Linked DNA regions of Homo sapiens: region 2 is linked to region 1. A link is a loop called in an ENCODE intact Hi-C map of the cell type or tissue named here. Cell type or tissue: IMR-90. All regions are shown on one strand. Links, peaks and the distances in the headings refer to the core of each region. The heading gives the core; the rest is flanking DNA.

The links. Peaks named below come from ENCODE experiments on the same cell type or tissue, not always from the same donor. Only the 100,000 strongest peaks of a DNase experiment are listed, where the experiment ranks them.
Region 2: a loop joins it to region 1, with 6 times the contacts of the local background. A loop is called at or near these places in 3 of 110 quality-filtered maps.

The regions. Positions count from the first base shown.
Region 1 is chr9:110,645,077-110,656,390 of GRCh38, reverse strand. No RefSeq gene overlaps it. Among named protein-coding and RNA genes, the nearest start is that of MUSK, 18 kb to the left of the region's middle. In IMR-90, for the core only: no CTCF peak of the experiment used is centred there; DNase peaks (open chromatin) are centred at 5,190, 5,920 and 8,860; H3K27ac peaks cover 4,257 bases.
Region 2 is chr9:110,830,467-110,841,780 of GRCh38, reverse strand. No RefSeq gene overlaps it. Among named protein-coding and RNA genes, the nearest start is that of MUSK, 170 kb to the right of the region's middle. In IMR-90, for the core only: no CTCF peak of the experiment used is centred there; DNase peaks (open chromatin) are centred at 5,740 and 6,180; H3K27ac peaks cover 1,640 bases.

The sequences.
Region 1 (11,314 bases), core at 986-8,985:
TAATGTCATGGCTACCTGGAAAATAATTTTCCCCTTTTGCAAAATATATCACCTCAGGAAAGAGAATCCTTCAGGGTAGTCCCCCAGAAGCTCAGCAGCACCAAATTATGCTAGGAAAACTATGCTGCACGACTGAATCAGTATGACGTGTCAATTTATTCATAGCCTATTTTTAAAACAATCACTTAGAGCTGATGCAAGATTAATAAATATGGTCTATGCATAACTCTGATGCTCTCAGGAGATTTAATTTAATAAAAATATACACCCAGAGATAAAACTTATTTTTATAACGTCCTGGTCATCACCAGGATTAGGAAAGCAAACCAGCTATGTTTCTGGCCCTTTCTCAAAGCCTGGGTGTGTGGCTTACGGACCAGACTAGAGGTTCCTCTAAGTTAGCCCAGGGCAGTGGCTGGATTGAACTGTGTTGACTAGGGAAAGTCCTGGTAATTTTGAGCTGTGATTTACACAGGCTTTTATGTGTTATTACAATATGTACCCAGGAAGAAATTTTCTGTGGTTTTCTGTCTTCATCAGTGAAGTAACTTTTAGATGTTTCTTTGGCAATAGCCTAATGAAACAGTTGTTGGTTGTATCTTTCCAGATTAGGAAATACTTGGGGACTGCAATAAACTGATATGATTTTTAGGCACTATTTGTTCCCTCACATTTTCTTTTTAAAAAATATTTTTCTGATTACAGTTGTTTATTGTAAAATAATAAGAAGAAAAGAACCATAAAAGGTTAAGAACAACAAAAACAAAAACAACGATCATTTCTCAGTAGTGCCAAGACTTAGGAAACAAATATTATTACCATGTTTGTGCATTTATTTCTCATCTTCTTTCATATTACATATATACATAGAAAATGTGTTAAATGGGATTTTATGTACATTGCACATTTTTATACATTTTACTATAATTGGTTATTATACATTTTCTTCCAATATATAGGTATACTCTAATCTGTGTAATCACCTACTTTAGTTACTTCCAATTTCTAATCATTAGGAAGAAAATGTCAACATCTCATCCATTCTTTTCATATGCAATCCTCAAACTATGGCATTCAGGTGAAAATAGAAATGGAGTTACTGAATCAAAGTCTGTGAATATTTATGAGTTTCTTGATCTGTGTTTCCAAATTTCCTTTCAGATATTTTCAACAATGTACATTATATCATGACATTGTTATTTTTGAACTATGATAAATTGACAGGAAAAAAATTATCTTGTGTTATTTTGTGTTAGTGTCAGATTTAACCTTTTGTAGTATGCATATTCACCATTAATACTTCTTTTTCAAATTGTGTGATTTTGTTCTTAGTCATTTTTCACCTAGAATAGCTTTTTCTTATTTAATTTATAAAATCACTATATATTAAGAACTTTTAGTATTACATACACTGCCTACCTTTTCCTCATTTGTTCCATTTGCTTTTTATGATTGAAAGAAGGAAGATTTTAACTTTTATGAAGCCTAATTTACCAGAGATTTTCTGTATGCCCTCTCGCTAGCCTCTGCTTATATGTTCATAAAAGGTCTCTGGATCTCAAGAAAAGATAATCACCTATATCTTCTTCTAGACCATCTAAAAGTTTGTTATATCTACATTAATTGTTTCAATTGATTTTTTAGCATATGATGAAAGTTTGAAACATGACATCATTTTTTAAAAGTATCAATTGTTCCAATACCATGTATTGAGTAATATTTTATAATGTTCATCCCCATTGATGGGATATTCAAATCCCACCTTTTTAGTACATTCTATTTTTCAAGAAAATAAGGTGGGGCAAGGAAAGGCAAACAGGAATTACCTTGAGTGACAACTAAGATGATTGCACAGGGCACTGTGTTAAAACATATTCTGGAACAACTTTAGGATCAAAATGGAGTGCTGTGATTAATTACTGATGTCTCTCATGAGCACATAAGTGGGAGTGGAATAATAAATATGCTTTATACATATACATTGTGTTTCATTAATGTCTATTCTTGACCTGCTATCATATATTGTAGGTATGTGTACCTAATAATATAGTCATTATAAAATATAAAGAAAAGTTTATAAAATTACTATGAGAAAATGGCAAATCTATAACCATTGTGGAAGATTTTTAACACATCTCTCTATAATTGATAATTCAAGTATACAAATTATAGTTTTTATAAGTCCTTTTTGTTTGATAAGGAGAAAGTGAATAACAGATGAGTAATTGTACAAGATATTTGAGTTTGATTCAATTCTGAGGACAGTGCACTAGTTTAATCTGTGGGATATTCATGTGGACACAGGATATAACCTTGTCTTAGGGACTGAAAACAGCAGAGCCCCTATGTGAGAAAATAAAAGGATGGAGATTCCAACAAGTGAGAAGGTGAACAAATTAAGGCTCAAATATAGAAAGCCACTTCCTAAAGTCCCGATTTAGGATTAAGTATTATAATGTCCTCAAAGGAAAGAAAAGAAGATGTTTTGAAATGAATATTTTAATTCCAGGTAAAAGATGCTCAATTGTGAATGAAAATAAGCTCTTTGAGTAGCAGCTACAGCTAATGACCAGAGGGTGCACTACAGGTATATACAGGATAAGAAAATTTGAAAAGGGTGGTTGCCCTTACTTTGGTCATTTTAGCAATGCATTTTCATATATTATTGTTGTCAGTATTTTGTCATTGAAAATAACAGACGTAATACATAAAAAATAATTGATAAAAGTTGTGATGATCAAAATACCAATTTATCAAAAAACAGAATCTTGTTTGTACCATGCTTTAGTGCAAATCCAAAATGTCATAAACCAGCCCTATTAGCCACTCAATAAATGTTGAATGAATGAGCCAGAGAGTAAGACTCTTAACAACTATACAGCCAACTTAACAACCAAGATTTGCCTTACAACATAATAATATATAATTGTTAAATAAGGTGTTTTGCCCCATAGTAAAGCCCTTACAACAATATAAAACAAATACAATAATGACCACCTCTTTTTTATAAAATAAAAAAGTTATTATATAGTTATATGTTATAGAACATATATATAGTTATTATGTTCTTATTTTTTCCTTTCTAAATTTTATGATTTCCACCTGTAATATTGTTGTTCATAGTTCACTGTTACAGAGATGTCCCTCCCAACAACTTGGAAATAAGAACACAGTTGCCATCAGAGTTAAGTTCTGAAATCTATGCATAATAGATCAGTACACATCAGTACATTCAAAACATTGTGAAAATAAGATAAAATATATTTCATGTGAAAACTAACACAAGAACAGAAAAGCAAACACCGCATGTTCTCACTCATAAGTGGGAGTTGAACAATGAGAACACATGGACACAGGGAGGGGAACATCACACACGAGGCCTGTCAAGGGTTGAGGGGCTAGGGGATGGATAGTATTAGGAGAAATACCTAATGTAGTTGACGGGTTGATGAGTGCAGCAAACCACCATGACATGTGTATACCTATGTAACAAACCTGCACATTCTGTACATGTATCCCAGAACTTAAAGTATAATAAAAAAATTATTTCATGCTGAAAGGGCTTTGGTATAATCTGTTTTAATAGTCACTTATTTAATTTAAGAATTTTATAATAAAAAAGGTGGTTCTATTAAACCTTGGAAACATAAATAAATATCTCCAGAGGTTAGTATTGATAGTACTATTCCAGTAACGTCCCAAGAAAGCTGAGTTTTAGAAATTAGGCTTTCGACTTTTCTTAGAATTATTCTTTGTAAGATGATATTAACAGCTAACTCTGCTTGAGTGCTTACTCTGTGCCAATCACTGACTGTTCCAAGTATTTTGTATCTATTATTTAATCCTCATTGGAATTTAATCCTCATTAGATGGTATAATACCTATGAGGTAGGTATTATACTATCATTTTCTCATTTTACAGATAAGGAAACTAATTTTGTAATTTGCAGCCTCACGTGGTTATTAAGAAGCAGAGAGATGATTTCAATTAAGGAAGCCTGAATCCAGCACCTGTGCTCTCAGCCGCTACCTTGTACATTCATGTATTCATTCAACAAATGTGTACTGAATGCTCCTAGCTATGCCAGGCACTGTGCTAGATGCTGAGAATAGTAGAGCTCAAAACAAATACGCGTGCTCTCCTGGAGCTTACAATCTAGAGGCAGACAAAACTTAAAACAACAAATAAATGTAGAGCTACAGATTGAGACAAGTGTTACAAAAGAAAATTACAGAGTGCTCTGGAGTATACATCAGGGCCCCTTCTTAGATAAGAAGACTAGGAATGGTTTCTCTAAGAAAGTGATAATTAAGCTAAGATTAAATGGATTACTAAAAGTAAGCAGAGAATGGGGGTGGGAGAATGTGCCAGGCTTTGGTAAGAGCATGGCAAAGTGTTTCTAATCCCTTTGACAAGATCTCATAGGGAGATAAATATATCTCTCTTAGGCCAGTGCCATTAAAATAAATTTCTCTGTGTACCCTTATTCTGACTTCATATTTAATAAAATCTTATCAGTTGGCTTCATGTATAGTTTGACAATAAGAGGAGAATGCACTTATTATGTAGACTTTTAGTATACTGATTATTATGAGTCCTCTCCCCTTATAAATTAATAAATGTGCATTTATACCTATCTCCAGTACCTTCTCTTCTTGTTACCAAGCTTATAAGCAACTTCAGATCCTGAGCCTTCAAAGCAGAAGACCAGATCCTTAAATGGAATGACCTGGATTCCAGATTGAGCTCCCACCCAGCTCCAAGCTGCCTTTCCTTTAAATGCTTGTATTGGATCTCTCTTATTGGTGAAGTTTTATAAATATGCAATATTTGGTAAAGTGGGAAAAAAGACGAATTATTTTATATTAAAAAAAGAATAATAGATTTAGTGAGCACACAATCCATGATTATTCTGGTTAGTTTTACTGAAAAGAAAGTCTATCTGGGACAGAGTCTGAATGAAATAATGTTTTGAATATTTAGGGAATAAAACAGACACCATTCTTGTCTTAGCAGTCATGTGCTGAGTGAGTAATGCTGGTATTGTTTTACGAGATTGTTTTAGTATAAAACCGTAGTAAACTGTGCTGGAAAGTATTTCCCCACTACAAGCATGGAAACGAGACTTACTCATAATATTTATTTCTTCTCCAGAGTGCCTTTGCAGACCTGAAACATCTGAACTAACAAAAGGCCTCCAATTTATAATATAACACAGCTGCTCCGAGGATTGCGTGCGGGCATATGTGTGTGCATGATGGGAGGGGATTTCCTTGTATGTATTCATTTATGTGCCCTCTGGAGAAGGGGCAAGTTCAGTCCAACTGGAATTCTAAGTGCCTCTTACTGGGCATTTGTTATATGTAAAAAGCTGGCTCATGTCTAAAGTATCTTCCAGGCAGCGTGCAGCTGAGAGCCATATAAGAGAAGACTGTATATTGTTTAGGAACAGTGATGCTAATGGGTAGCATTTTCACAGCGAACAATTAGTTTTTCTACCACTGAAGAACAGTGTATTTATTATAAAGAAATGGGAATTATACAGAAACTGTCATCAGAAGATATGTTTCTATCATTATTTTCTATTATTAGTTATTCACAATCAGTAAGTTCACTTCCAACACATGTACTATACTTTTAACAGAGCAGAAACAATAAGGCTATCAGTATCACAGTTTAGTTCTTTCTTTATTCTTCACTTTTGTTCTTCCAAACTGTCAAAGCATGATTAATCTTGAATGTTACCAATTTAGAAAAAAATCTAGATATTCTAATAAATTGTTTTCTTCTTTTCTTTCCCATCTCTTTTCCAAACCTATTTATTCATTTAACTAACTGAACTTGACGCCAGGAATGCGGTGACAGGTGGATTAGTCTCTACCAGAGAACTCACAGTCTGGCTAGGGAGATGGGTGACTATATCAACAACTATGAGAGAGTGCAATAAGTGTTAGGCATGTTTAGAGCTCTTGGGAGAACAGAGTATGGGCACTTACAGGAGTTAGGCAATCATGGGGGCAGTCTGAGATGACCACCCCGCCCCACAAAGAGAGGACAGTGCTTGAACTAAGCAGTTGTTAACTGGGTAGATGTGAAGGCAGGGAGAGCAGCAGAGCTCACAGAAAACAGCCTACAAGATGTCAGGATCTGAGAGATACATGCCATGTCTTTTCTGGCCTAGTCTGTTTTTCCCTTGTACCTTTCCCTGAATGCCAAGTGCAAGTCATGAGACAAGGATTCAAAGAGGTGAAATAAAATCAGAGAACAAATTGGTATCGGTTTGCGTTCTGGAGGAAAGTGGCCAGTTGACAACAGACAGATATTTTACATGTTCTCCCCCAGTAACTAGTGAAATCACCCAGAAAATGGTGAAATGACTACATTCACATCAGAAACTAGGGAACCATCCAAATGCTAGAATTTCTGTTACTTACAGGGCAGAGGAGACATGTATGAAGAAGGCTGAGCAGGACTGGCTTGCAAATCACTTACCTTAGAAAGCAGAACCTTTCAAAAATTAACAAGAGATTTTGAACGTCATAGATACCATTATTTATCTAGTCTAGGACTTGGATAAGTAATGGACCACCCAATCAGAGGAAAATCTCGTTCTTTGAGGGCCTTTGGCAGAGGCTGCCTGCTCACCAGATTTCAGTGCTGTAGCTGCCTAGGGAGAGTGTAACGGGATTCAGGAGTAGCTATCCCATGAGGTCTGGGCCATAGATGGCTTTATCAAGTCACTGGCTGCTGGCAAGGGTGACATTGGAAAACTTTTGTCAAGGTCTAGGTCACTAACTGTTCAGAATGCTAAAACTGGGGGTTGATGAAGGCAGGTGAGGAACGATCTCCTGCAGGAGGCACATTTTCATTCGGTTCTCATAGTTTTTCATATACTGCACCAGGAATGGGGTACAGCCATAAATGATTTCGCACCGTTAGGTAAGTGTTGAGAGACACAGATGAAAAACTCTCCTGAAATGAGATGTACCTGCCAGGACTACCTACGGCCCCAGATCACTATGCACTCAATCTGGGCTACTGGATGAAGGAGTTAGAGATTAGGCTTCATTATGAAGACTCAAGTGAAGTATGGGAAAATATAAGGGGAATCCAGGCATCCTACTTATAGGGAGATGTATTAGGCCTTTAACAAAAGAATGAATGAACAGAAGAGACTCTTTCATCAAAAGTGGAAAAAATAGACCTTAAGAAAAATAAAAGTAAATTATTATAAAAAAAAGAAACAAAATTTTATTACGTGAGTAATAAGTATTCAAAATGTTAAAATTTCAGTTATAGTATATATATGTTTGTGTGCGTATGCTTGTGTGTGTGTACTTTTTGCTACTTAACATCCAGAACTTCTCCCCTCCCACACTTGGGGACTTGAGAAGAAGTCAAAATCCAGCCTTACATTAAAGAAGCTGACGGTTCCAGATCTCTTCCCCTTGCAGGCAAAGCCAGGTGGGCACGTGACCAGGATCAGCCAATGGGATGCTCCTGACCATGGCATTGACTCTTGAGTAAGTCAAGCCAAAGCAAAAAGGCACTGGAGAATACATTCACTGTCATGGTGCACAGCAGCAGCCGAGTCTGGAGCAGCAGTATTGGTGACAAGATGTCACCAGAGCCCATCTGCTCCTAGGCATGACTTTGACTAAACTGTTGTGCCTCCCACCTAGCTTTCCTTGGCTTTTACCCATTTTTTCAAGTTTTATTCTCTAGCCTTCCTGTTGATACTATAAACTTCACAACAGTCTTCTAGTAATTCCTTTTCAGCCTAAGTTAGGCAGAGCTGATATTAATTGGCAACACCTAATACAACACATACAGAAATGTTTTGTTTTTGTTTTTTGAGTCAGTGCCTCCCTCTCTTGCCCAGGCTGGTGCAGTGGCACAATCATAGCTCACTCTAGCCTCGAACTCCTGGGCTCAAGTGATCCTTCTGCCTCAGCCTCCAGAGTAGCTGGGACTACAGGAGCACACCACTATGCCCAGCTAATTTTTTTTTTAAATGTATAGATGTGGGTTTTGCTGTGTTGTCCAGGCTGGTCTTGAACTCCTGGGCTCTAGTGATCCTCCCACCTTGGCCTCCCAAAGTGCTGGGATTACAGGCATGAGCCACAGTGCCTGGCCTGGAATTTTTTTTTTTCCCCAAAAGTTTTGCTTAATGAAAAAGTGCATTTCTACTGTCTCCTGGGCATTTAGAGTTTTCACAGACATAAGCATGTAAAATTTTCTTGTCATAACTGATGAAGATTCAGTGCTGGGATCCCGCCAAAGTGATGTCCTAGTAGTTGGCACTCAGCTTCCCTGTGTTGTTGCCTGTTCTGATTGGCGTCTTGCTCCCCGTAAACAGAGGTCATTGATCACAACTACTCTTCGAACATACTCATTAGTATCAACCACCTTCTGCATTTGTACCTGATGCTCTCTACATTTCTCTTACCTGGTTGAAAACCCTAGTTCCAACCTTTTCCATCACCATGACTTACATGCTAGGCCCTGTGCTATCTCACAGCTGAATCGGGTTAAAAATGTGACCTAATTAATCGTGTGGTACACACAGGCCTAAATCCTATTTTGAATACAAGCCAATTGTATTTCTTTCAAATGGGTGTCATAAAAGCTTTAGCAAGAACTTCTCATAGCTCAAAGAGAGACATGCCTGATTTATGATTTCTTGATAGCACTTAACATTTTATTTGGATTTAGAGATAACTCTAGATACATCAATCAAACAAGCTGTTTTCAAATCCTTCTGCTCAGCTGTTCCCGGTGCCAGATTGTCTAACAAATAGAAGCATAAACAGATGTAATTTGTGACTTGTGGAGACCATTCTCTGTCATGCAATAGGCCAGCTGGTGGCACGAGCCATAGTACAGTCCACAGCCTGACTCACAGGCATCAGGCTTCTCACTCCTCATACACGTGAGCAATGTTTAAAGATCACAGTTACATAAAAGTTTATTCTGGAAAATTCATTTAAATATTTGCTTACAAACTTGATTGTTGAAAGATGGTATTTTATCATAACATGTATCCTCATAATCAGACCTTGCAAAGTAGAACTTTTGTTACCTGATTTAAAAAAATGTAGCTATGGTAATTTGTAAAATAAAACTTTGGCAAAAGAACCAACAGCATGTATGATTGATAGCCCAGAAAAATGACATATACTAATATGTATGCACACACTTACATGCATATATACACATATATCTGTGTGTACATGTATGTATATATATATATGTCTATATATGTCATGTACCATTATGTATGTGTTGTGTGTGCGTGTATATACAACATATACATACATATTTGGTATATGATAAAGTTATCACAATTTTGTGAATAGAAAGGATTATTTGGAAAAGTTGCACCAGGATCTTTTCTTTTTTTTTTTTTCAAAACAGGATACAAGATCTATATACAAAAATCAAGTGATTTAATTTCTATATAATGGCTATTAAAAATCTTTATTATTATACTTTAAGTTTTAGGGTACATGCGCACAACGTGCAGGTTTGTTACATATGTATACATACACCATGTTGGTGTGCTACACCCATTAACTCATCATTTACATTAGGTATATCTCCTAATGCTTTCCCTCCCCCCTCCACCCTCCCCTCACCCCATGACAGGCCCTGGTGTGTGATGTTCCCCTTCCTGTGTCCAAGTGTTCTCATTGTTCAGTTCCCACCTATGAGCGAGAACATGTGGTGTTTGGTTTTTTGTCCTTGCGATAGTTTGCTGAGAATGATGGTTTCCAGCTTCATCTATGTCCCTACCAAGGGCATGAGCTCATCCTTTTTTATGGCTGCATAGTATTCCATGGTGTATATGTGCCACATTTTCTTAATCCAGTCTATCATTGATGGACATTTGGGTTGGTTCCAAGTCTTTGCTATTGGGAAAAGTGCCATAATAAACATATGTGTACATGTGTCTTTATAGCAGCATGATTTATAATCCTTTGGGTATATACCCAGTAATGGGATGGCTGGGTCAAATGGTATTTCTAGTTCTAGATCCTGTCTTCCACAATGGTTGAACTAGTTTACAGTCCCACCAACAGTGTAAAAGTGTTCCTATTTCTCCACATTCTCTCCAGCATCTGTTGTTTCCTGACTTTTTAATGATCGCCATTCTAACTGGTGTGAGATGGTATCTCATTGTGGTTTTGATTTGCATTCTCTGATGGCCAGTGATGATGAGCATTTTTTCATGTGTCTGTTGGCTGCATAAATGTCTTATTTTGAGAAGTGTCTGTTCATATCCTTTGCCCACTTTGTGATGGTGTTGTTTTTTTCTTGTAAATTTGTTTGAGTTCTTTGTAGATTCTGGATATTAGCCCTTTGTCAGATGAGAAGATTGCAAAAATTTTCTCCCATTCTGTAGGTTGTCTGTTTGCTCTGATGGTAGTTTCTTTTGCTGTGCAGAAGCTTTTTAGTTTAATTAGATCCCATTTGTCAATTTTGGCTTTTGTTGCCATTGCTTTTGGTGTTTTAGACATGAAGTCCTTGCCCATGCCTATGTCCTGAATGGTATTGCCTAGGTTTTCTTCTAGGGTTTTTATGGTTTTAGTTCTAACATTTAAGTCTTTAATCCATCTTGAATTAATTTTTGTATAAGGTGTAAGGAAGGGATCCAGTTTCAGCTTTCTACATATGGCTAGCCAGTTTTCCCAGCACCATTTGTTAAACAGGGAATCCTTTCCCCATTTCTTGTTTTTGTCAGGTTTGTCAAAGAGCAGATGGTTGTAGATGTGTGGTATTATTTCTGAGGGCTCTGTTCTGTTCCATTGGTCTATATCTCTGTTTTGGTACCAGTACCATGCTGTTTTGGTTACTATAGCCTTGTGGTATAGTTTGAAGTCAGGTAGCATGATGCCTCCAGCTTTGTTCTTTTGGCTTAGGATTATCTTGGCAATGCGGGCCCTTTTTTGGTTCCATATGAGCTTTAAAGTAGTTTTTTTCCAATTCTGTGAAGAAGGTCATTGGTAACTTGATGGGGATGGCACTGAATCTATAAATTACTTTGGGCAGTATGGCCATTTTCACGATATCGATTCTGCTTCTCCATGGGCATGGAATGTTCTTCCATTTGTTTGTGTCCTCTTTTATTTCATTGAGCAGTAGTTTGTAGTTCTCCTTGAAGAGCTCCCTCACATCCCTTGTAAGTTGGATTCCTAGGTATTTTACTCTCTTTGAAGCAATAGTGAATGGGAGTTCACTCATGATTTGGCTCTCTGTTTGTCTGTTATTGGTGCATAAGAATGCTTGTGATTTTTGCAAAATTGATTTTGT
Region 2 (11,314 bases), core at 1,627-9,626, 180 kb before region 1:
AGGGAGCATGGTGGCTGGGGAGAGAGATAACAAGTTAGTCTCCACAGAAAGATAGGAACGCTTTTACACTGTTGGTGGGAATGCAGATTAGTTCAACCATTGTGGAAGACAGTGTGGCGATTCCTTAAAGACCTAGAACCAGAAATACCATTTGACCCAGCATTCCCATTACTGGGTATATACCCAAAGGAATATAAATCATTCTATTATAAGGATACAGGCACACGTATGTTAATTGTAGCACTATTCACAGTAGCAAAGACATGAAATCAACCCAAATGCCCATCAGTGATGGACTGGACAAAGAAAATGTGGTACATATACACCATGGAATACTATGCAGCCATAAAAAGGAATAAGATTATGTCCTTTGCAGAGACATGGATCAAACTGGAAGCCATTGTCCTCAGCAAACCGACACAGGAACAGAAAACCAAATGCTGCATGTTCTCACTTATAAGTGGGGACTGAACAATGAGAACACATGGACACATAGAGGGGAAAAACACACACTGACACTTGTTGAGGGGGTCGGGGGAGGGATAGCATCAGGATAAATAGCTAATGCATGTGGGGCTCAATTCCTAGGTAATGGGTTGATAGGTGCAGCAAACCACCATGGCACATGTTTACCTATGTAACAAACCTGCACATCCTGCACATATACTCCAGAACTTCAAATAAAATAAAATTGTTTTTTTAAAAAAGAAGTTAGTCTCTATAGTAACTCAGAGAGAATATAAGGAAGAGTTTTGAATGTGCCATTTACTGTTTTTGTTGTTTTTGAGAGTTGCATGTTGAAGATTGAAAAAAAAATCTTTTTTTTTTTTTGGCTGTTTCTGATGGTGCTTCCTTGAATGTGACATCATCCAAGAGCTAGGCCCACTGTATCCGTGATTCATAATAGTCAGAGTGTCAGCTCTACCTGCCATATCCCCCTCGCTGCTGATCCCTAACCCGAGTCCAGAATTCTGCCTCTTTTTGAATGGACTCTCCAAGCCTCAGTGCATGAACCTCTGACTCTGACCTCCCCATTTCTATGATGGAAAGGACTTGACCCTTACCTCGCCATTTTAGTATCTTAACCCATCTCTAAACTCTTCCTGACCAATCCCATCCCTGATGCTGTCTTCCAATAGTCTACTCCCAGTGTTCCTGTTTAAATCATTCTGTCAGCCCTGCAGAGCAAGGGGCATATCCCTGTCTTACTGTTTTATAAAGCTGTATACCTGTATATTCCCTTTCATTAGCATCCGAACAGAATATTTTCTAAATAGCTCTCCTGCCATTTGGTTATTCCTATAGGAATCCCATACTGATTTCTTGGTTATTAGAAGCTGGTCATTCCATAAACATATTATTTCTAGTTCTAGGCCTTTTTTTCCTATCAGCACACAGATTGTATGTATTGCAAAACATCATGCATATTTGTGATTTCCTATTAGATAAATTGATTTTGGTAGAGGACGATGTCTTTGCTTACCTCCTCTCCCCTCCCCACCCACCTTACATTCAGCTTTACAGTACAGGCAATGCTGGTGATATTTGTACCAATACAGAGTGTTCCTTTTAGAGGTCTTCAATTTAAAACCAATGAGGAGATATGCACAGGTATCCAGAAAAAAACTCCCCTCCTTTTTTTTTTCCTGTAAAACAAAACATCGGGGTAAAGCCAAAATTAATCAGAGAAGGTGGGTTAATTTGAATAATTAAAGCTGATGGATAGTTTTAACATCAAGTGTCTGAAGGGTTATTCTGAACAAGATAGGAAAGAGATAGGGACAAGCTGTTTTCACTCATGTTTGTTAAAAGTTATAACAGGCTGTATATGAGGCTACCAAATAGGATAGAAACCTTGAATTTGGAGATGAGGTCTGAAAATTTATCCTCTGAAAATGAAATAAAAATGAGCCTTCTCTTCTAGGCATACAAACACTCAATAAAAAAGTGAAGTGTGTTTGCTGATAAAATATTTCTAACTCTTCAGCAAATGACCAAGGTCTATGTTCAATCAAGAAAACCAGTCAGGAGTATATATAACTGGCATATAATTGAAGTAAACAGTAATCTTCTCAATTGTCATGTATCAGAAGGGCTGTAGTCTGTGTGGAGTCTAGAAATCTAAAGCCAAAGAGTGATTCATGTGTCTCCAACCCAGTTTGGAGAGGGAACTGTGATGGACTGGAATGAATAGTGGACCCCTTGGTAGAATATCCCTATAGGAATACTTGGGCAACATTTCCCTGCTGCTTTGCTCTCATTCAGTGCTCACTGAAAAACCTTTCTTTTTAAATTTTCAGCTTTTGTTTGTAGATATTATTTTATGTGAGACATTTATTATTTTTCATCATAAAGTTATATTCTTACATAAAATGCTTTGTAAAATAGAAATATTTTTAAAAATCTCTTATCTTCACTCAACTAAACCCCTTTGGGCATGTATTATCTTTTGTTTTTTTTTTTTTTTTTTTTTTTGAGACGAGTCTGGCTCTGTCGCCCAGGCTGGAGTGCAGTGGTGCGATCTCATCTCACTGCAAGCTCCCACCTCCCGGGTTCACACCATTCTCCTGCCTCAGCCTCCGAAGTAGCTGGGACTACAGGCACCCGCCACCACGCCTGGCTAATTTTTTTTTGTATTTTTAGTAGAGATGGGGTTTCACTGTATTAGCCAGGATGGTCTAGATCTCCTGACCTCGTGATCTGCCTGCCTTGGCCTCCCAAAGTGCTGGGATTACAGGCTTGAGCCACGGCCACCACGCCCGGCCTGGGCATGTATTTTCTTATCTGTTTTTTTTTTGTTTTGTTTTGTTTTTTTTTTTGACACAGCGTCTCACTCCGTTGCCCAGGCTGGAATGCAGTGGGCTCACTGCAGCCTCAACCTCCTGGGCTTTTAAGCTATCCACTCACCCCAGCCTCCCAAAGTGCTAAGATTACAGGTGTGAGCCACCATGCCTGGTCAGGCATGTATTTTCTATCAATCAGTTTTCTAGGAATATGTTATAAAATAACATTGTACAAAAAAATTTTGCTTTCTGTTTTTTCACTTAACATTGTATCATTTGCATGTCCTATACAGCCCAGTCAGGCTCAGAATCATTGTTTGTAATGTCTCCACACAAGTATCAAAAAGCTTGTCTTGTATAAACAACATAAAAGAATTATACACAAACTTTCTGTGTCACCATGTGAAAAGTTTTGCAATAGAGGTTTTCCATGTCAGCCTGTCTCTCTGTCACCTATGCCAGAGGCTGAATGGTCCTCTAAACAACGGCAGTAATACCTTCTCATGAGTATTAGAATTGGATACCCAAATTGCCTTTCTTGGCACTTATAGTGGGATTCACAGCCTGCCTGTTTCTCTGGGTTTGGCGATGAGTTTGGACTGTGGGCCAGTCTTTTTATTTTAGCGTCTTCCCAAGACAGTGCCTTTCTGGTTTCTTCTCTCACAGACAAATCCCTGAGCTACCATCACGCTTGCAAGACATAGGCTTCTAGAATGCTGAGCACTTGATGGCACCTAATGCCTCAAACTTTGCTCGTGGCAAAAACAAAAAACAAACAAACAAACAAACAAAACAAAACTCAGACAAACGCATTGAGAAAATAAAATTATTTCTACTTGCATAGTTTTTCAAGTTACTCCAGATTTTAAGAGAGCTGGGATCCCTGAATTAAACAAGGTGAAAGTTGGTTTGTTCATGGCAGAAAATCAGATGTTTCTTCACTGGATTGTCATATCAGTAAATAAAGGTTCACATATATATGTAGGCATCAGTTTTATAAAAGTCAAGGATAAAATTATTTTGGTTAGAGAATTAACAACTTAAGGGGAAGGGCTGAAGTCTTCATTTATTTGGAGGAATAGTACAAGGCAGGGTGTTATTACATTTTTAAGAAACTTTATTAGAATGCAGAGAGGATGTTTTTTCCCCTATGACTAAAGTTTGAATGGCAGCAGGTCAAGGTGCCAGTTTTGCTTCCTCATTTGTCTTGGAGAAGAGCTGGCCTAAAGCATACAGAGTGGCTATGGGAGGACAGAGAAGGACAAATAAACTACACTAAATGTTTTGGTTAATATACAACACACCACATAAGAAGCAACCACACCTCAAAACTGCACATACCAGTAAGGATTTATCTGACACGTCTTTTGGTCCTCTGAGGGTCAGCTGATTAGAGAAGTTCTCCATGTGTTTCTCATGATCATTCTGAGACAGGCTCAGACAGGTTCTTCTCATAGGGATGTCATTAAGTTTGTTTAAAAGGGTTTGGAACTGGCACATTATTACCTCCGCTTCTGTGCTATTGGCCACAGTAAGGCACAAGTGTGGGAAAGTCTACTTTGGTCATGATGAAGCCATGGCAAAAAGAGTGGTGAGCAAATGCAATCTATCACACCAGGGAAAGGGTAGACCTCTTTTGAAAGGAATGAATGAACTGATCCTAGAAGGATGAGAAAAGAATAAGCTTTGAGGTTTGGAATGGCATTCCAATAGAAGAAATGATTGTAGGAAGGCAGTGATACATGAAACAGCATGATGTGTTTGGGAAAATCGAGGTAATGATTGAGATGCAAGGGATGTGGGATTGCAGATGTGAGTCTAGAGGTAGAATAAAGCCAGACCATGAAGGGCCGGCATACAAAACAAAGAAGCTTAAATAACTCTAGAGCTATGGAAAAGCCATTTGGGAGTCTCAGACTGGCCTTTGATAAAGGTCATTATGGGAGGACTATGTAAGAAAAATTGGCATGGCCCAGCAAGGAGTCAGGGAGATCAGTAGAGAGAGCATAGAGGCTGTTTTGAAGGAGGTGTCATTCCCTCTTGAATTAAGGCAATGGAGGTGGGGATGATGCGGAGCGAGGGGCTATAAACAAGGAAGACTTGATAATCTAGTGTTGGAGTCATGAAAAAAGTTCTTGCTTTTCAGACTTGCTACTCAAAGGGTCATTCATAGATTAATAGCATCAACTTCACCTGAGGAGTTAATTTTCTGATTTGGACAGTATGGGGAAGGCATAAGGGTAGACGCTTAGTTCAGTTTGGGGCCTGTTGAGTTTAGGTCTCCAAGGTTTGTTCAGGTGGAAATGTCTTATCTATAGTTCTGGGTCTTAGGATCAATGTCTGGGACTTGAATCTATGGATCTGGATGAGGCTACTCAAGGAAAGGGATTTAAACCCAAATAGTTGAGTATGAAAGACAGATCCTAGATGCAAAGGATGAGATGAAGAATAAAGAGAAGAATCAGCTGACAGGTAAGCAGAAAACCAGAAAGGTGGTGCCATGAAAACTCAAGGAGGAAAGGTGATCAGCAGGGTACAAGGCCATGGAGAGGTTAAGTGAGATTTTAATAAAAGAGTGTATTGTACATGGGAACCAGCAGGTTATTGGTGACATTGATAAAGCTAATTTTGGTGGAGTGATAGGCTAAGTGTCTCAGCCAGGATCACACATAATATTTAAATGACTAATTTGAGACTTGGACCAGGGATTCTGACTCCAAGTCAGTTTTCATCTGGTGTACCTCAGCAGCTACTGATGTATTTCTAAAGATAAATTAATGGGCTGACATCTTAGCCACCAAAACCTCTGTGGGAAGGAGGCTGGTAAAGATGCATAAATGACTGGTTTATATAAAAAAAAATCTGGTAAGTTCATTTAGTCACAGCTCTTGGACATCCCAGAATAGCCCTTAGTTGAGCAGATTCATCTGGGCTCTTGGATCTGCAAAGCTGAAGACTCCCTTCAGCCTAGAGCCCTGGGGTCTCCAGCAGCCTGCAAGATGCTCCATGACATTTTTATTCTGTAATTTCCTTGAAGTCACACAGACTTCAAAGGACTCTGGAGCCTTTCTTTTTTCTCCACATTACTGGAGGTTTTGAATAGTAGGTCAGGGAAGACGGGAATACATGATATTGGCCCTTAGCTTTTCCACTCTTCCTTTGCAAAAGTTCTTCCTTTTTTTTCATGTGGGCAATAAATCCTATAACTAATAAAAGGTCAAATCATTATAACCTAAAGATCCATGAAAAATTTTCTCCTCTTCCTTCCAGTTAAAATACTGACACACAAAAATAAACTATCTGTCCAACATTGTGGTTTCAAGCATTTTTCCAGGCAAAGTAGGCAAGGAAAAAGAATGTAAAGAATTTAACTGGTATGCATTCTCGGGAGGTGAAACAGGACTTAATGATTTCCAGTTCATGGGGACTGTTCAGCCTGAAAGATGAATTTGAGCTCTAACCTTCCACTCCCATTGCCACTCCCACACACGTATATCTTTTTTTTTTTTTCACAGACTTTCCGTTTCTTGGATTACTGAAATATTGTATTACTAAAGATGATTTTGAAGTTGGTTTTATTTTTCTATTTATACAGTCTATTATATAGAAATAATTATTTTGCATTTTCTTTTTAAAGAGAAACCTCATTTTTCCTTTTACTTACTGACTGCCTTAGTTAAAACATGTAGAATAAATTTAAGTTAGGGTAATGGTAACAGATATGTTTTATTTTTTATTACTTACATATGTCTTTCTTGTGTCAATGTTAGGTGTTAATTACAGTTATTTCAGATAGACGTGTACACATTCTCCTATTCTTGTTTACTTGTGGGGGTCATCCATCTATTTTTTTCTGCTAGAGATAGATACTGAGTGCTTTTGGGGATAGTATTTTTTTCGCTATTATTATTGGTATGATATGTCATTTTGCTAGATATATTCAAATTGAACAATCTTTATATTCCTGGAGTAATTTCTACTTATTCATGAACTTTCATTTTTGTAATATAATGTAGTGGTGGCATAGCAGAGTAGTTAGGAGACTGTATTCTGAAGACAGATTGCCTGAATTTAAGTCCCAATTCTACTGTTTACTAGTTATACAATTTAGGCAAGTTTCTCGACCTCTCTCTACCTCAGTTTTCTCATCTGTATAGTGGGGCTATTCACTTCTACCATACAGCATTGTTGCAAGAATACAATAGATTACGGAAGTGAAGTATTGGTATGATGCCTGGAGTGATGGGGTGGTGATGGGCTCAAGGAAGTGGGATTTCTTTTTGGGGTGATGAAAGTGTTCCAGAATTGACTGTGGTGATTAATGTACAACTCTGTCAATATGCCAAAAGCCATTGCATTGTACAATTAAAAATGGTTGCATTGTATTATATGTTGATGCCCAAAAAATATTAGCTAAGAATATTAATATTGATAATATTTAATGTTGTGATTGAAAGCTTGGGTTTTATAACAGTGTTGTGTAGTAAGCTCAACCACTTGCTAGTTGTATGATGTCAGGCAATTTACGTAACCTCTTATGTGTTCCCTCATTGTAAAATGAAAATAGTAATAGTGTCTACCTTTTGGGTTGTTATGAAAAACAAATATATTAATACATTTAAAGCACTAAGAACAGTGGCTGTCAAATAGCAAGTTTCTAGTAAACGTTAACTTTCATTAAAAATGTTGGGTAACATTCATTTAGGATTTAAAATTTCTTTTTTTCTAAAATTTTTTTAAAATCTTTTTTTTTTCTAAATTATATTGGTTCCTCGTTCTTTTGTTTTTTGCTTTTTAAAAATAATCTCTTCTTGTAACAAAGGAGATACTCTATTATTGTGTATCTGCTTAAGAAATTATAAGCCAAACAAGAAATCAAATAATCCCACAACCACATTGTTCTGAAATAGTCACTGTTACCATTTTTATAGGCTTTTTCCTTCTCACTCTCATTCTCTTTCTTCCCAGAAATATATGTGTGTGTTATGTGTTTCGTTACATGTTATAAATTAAAATGTATATTACATGTAATATATCTATTAATGTGTACTGAATATAACACAATTTACAGGAGTAATTCACAAAATGAGTTTGTACCCCATAACTTGTATTACCTGATTTTAAAAATCAGTGATCTATTGTGAACATCTTTTCGTATCATTAAATATCCTCTAATTCTTTTAAAGAATGAGTGACAGTCCCTGTGATGTGCCATAATTAACAAGCAATTATATACTGATAACTTCAGGGTGTTTCCAATGCATGTTATTACACACCATACTAACATATAGCGTAATACTTCAAATACTAAAAAATATCAGTTTAAATGCCTAAACATATCTATATTTTGTTCTATTTTATTATTTGGTTCTTTATATTTAAGGTATCTGGGGATTATTTTGGTTTGTGTAAATTGGTCAGCTCACCATCTAGTCCTCCTCCTTCTAATGCCCTTCCTTGCACTGCACAGGCTGGAAAACTGAAACCTGCAGTTTCCATACATCTGTGTAACTAGTGTGGCTGATGTGACTTAGATTTTGTGGATCAAATGTACTTGAGTGAGATTTGATTTGGCAAATGAGTTGTGCAGAAACTAGCAAGGGCAGTGTGGCTTCAGACCTAGCCACTGCAGAAGAAATTTAGCAAGTTGGCACCAACTTTCCTAGCCCAGACCTACCATGTGGCTTTGGGAGCTGTTCCTGGAAGTACAGCCTATAGTCTCTTTTTTCTTTTTTTTTTTTTTTTTCCATTTCTCTTAATGATTCCGTAAGCCCTTTAGTACCATGTAATAAATTTCCTTCTGCTTAAACTAGCTAATGAATACACCGGGTTTTTGCAATTGACCTTGACAGATATATAATGGTTCTAACTTATTTTTTCCCAAGTATAATTCACTAATCCATCTTGTTCTCACTGATTTGAAATGTAAACTTTACCACACTTCATTCCTTTCAGATTTATCATATTAATCTGTTTTTAAAAACTGACTTTTTCTTGTTTATTCTACTGCCAGTACTACACTTTTTTGATTACTGTAGCTTTATGGTAATCTTTAAAATGTGTTTCGGTAAGTGCCCCCATTAATCCAACCTTTTATAAGCCCCATAGGCTTTTCTTCCAGATGAATATTTTGTCAAGTTCTAGATATATCTTTGCTGAATTTTAATTATGTTCAGGAAATAACATACATCTAATAATATCAATTATCCCATCTCAAGACATCTTTCTCTATTTAAACCACTTTTACTTTTATAATTAAAATTTAGGGGGCTTTTTTGGGGTTGCTGTTGCTAATTATATACTTCTTACACATTTATTTTCATGCTCACCAGTGGGATCATTCCCAGATTTTTTGTAACTTTGAGAGTAACATAATATATATATTTTAACAAGCTTTATTTAGAATATATTGAATGGTACCTATTTATTTTTAACTACCTACTCACCTGAACTCTTTGATGTTTCATAATCTTCAGTTACTCATTGGCTAGCAGTGTAGTCAGTTCTATAAAATGATAATTTCCTCCATTATAATTCTTAAACCTCATCTTATTATGTAAAGTTATGATTAATACATTGTGGTAGATTAGGTGTCCTTTAGATGGATCAGCTTTGGACACCAGTGGGATCCTCAAGAAATCTTTATGGGTTGGGCAGTTTCCTTCAGACCTAAAAGGTATCTACCATGCTCTGCTCCTTTTCAACTATGATGCAGCACAAACTTATCCATCCTTCTGTCCATTCATTCAAAGATCCCCTTGCTTAGCATGATCTTACTGTTCCATATTTAGCCATAAATGATCTCATCATTTTTTCCAATGGAAGAGAATCCAAATTTATATCAATAGGAGCCCCTGTTCTCTGAGTCCAGATCTCTTGGTAGTATCCATCCTTTCTATATTTCTGTGGCAAAGACAGTGTGCTATTTCTGAGTACACCAGTTATTAGAATATAAAAAAGAATTTGTAAAGAATTGAAAGAATGAAAACATCAAGTTAGTAAAAATGGAGGGAAACAGGCACCTGTCATTGGGTAAATGAATCCCATGTACTTTCTGGAGAACTACTTGGCAATATGCTTCCACATCTTTGTAATGTACAAATGCTATGTTAATAAAAATTATTTGGTTACAATTAACAGGAAACAACAAAGAAGAGGGGTTGGAGAGTTTACTACAAGAATGCAGAAGTATCATAGGCAATCCAATAGCAGAGTTACAACTGGGCTTTGAAACAGGATTAGAACCAGGATAAGAGAAGTGTCAAGAGCTTAGTCCTTCAGCTTCATGTCTTTGTCCCCTGTGGTTCTGTTTACCTGTACTTGTCTGTTCATATTTTTTTTTGCCATGGATACCCATCATATATTCTTCCAAATTCTACGTCCTTGACTACCTATGTTCCTCTTTGACCCTGGTGTTTAGGCTCCCTGTGTAGTCATTTGGTGTTCTGAGCTCCCAATTTTCAGCTTCAGCCTGTCCTCAGTTTGGCCAACGTTTACACTTTGCCATTCTGTCTGTCTTCTCCCAGGTGTCTGATCTTAGTTTTGGGCTTTGTTCATACTTGCTTAGCAATAAGCTGTATCTGGCATTTTATCACTAAAGTGTCTAAAACTACTGCTTCAATATAGAGATTAGTGACTTTTAAAACCTTTTTTTCTTTGATGCCATTGATTCCAAAATAAATTCCATTGGTCAATTCCATTCATTCTCAGAATAAATTACTGACCTCTGCCCTCCCCCCACCCCGCCCCATAATTAGGGTAAGTGTTAGAAAGGAGCTTTTTTACTCGTTTTGGTGTGGAGTACTTAAAAGAGAAATAGGATTTATTCAAGCATCATTCTGGTTTGGGGCTACCAGTCTCTGCCCTAGGATACTAAGGATGCAAACCAGCTGGGTCTCATTTCAGGTTTCTTGGCTTATAATAACAAATGATTCAGCTTGTGATTTTATAAAACAATGATGATACAGGAGTGCTGGAAAGGTAAGAGTGTGGTCCCTTTAAATGATAAGGAATGGGGGAACAGATGTGCTGGGTAGAGACGGGGGTGGCCCCTGGTTAGGGCTCCATCCCCGCAGACCTAGGTGAGTACTAGCACTTCTGCCTTCTTGCCCTAATGTTGCATTTTCCAAGACCACCCTGGCCCGTCACGCCCCCATCCTGGGCCTATAAAAACATGAGACCCTAGCAAGGCAGAGACACAAGCGGCAGGACGTCCTGAGGAGCACATTGGAGGAAGAAGACGCAAGCGGCTGGTCGTTGAGAGGACGTTGAGAGGAGCACGTCGGCAGAAGAGCATATAGAACAGACACAGGCACCGGCCCGCCGGCCGGGCATCCACCGGTGGGACCAGTGGAGTTCGGTGGGCAGTCGGAGGAGAGCGGCCCCCGAGCCCCTCAACTCCAGGAGAAAACCATCTCCCTTCTGGCTCCCCCATCCGCTGAGAGCTACTTCCACTCAATAAAGCTTTGCACTCATTCTCCAAGCCCACGTGTGATCTGATTCTTCGGGTACACCAGGCCAGAACCCAGGAT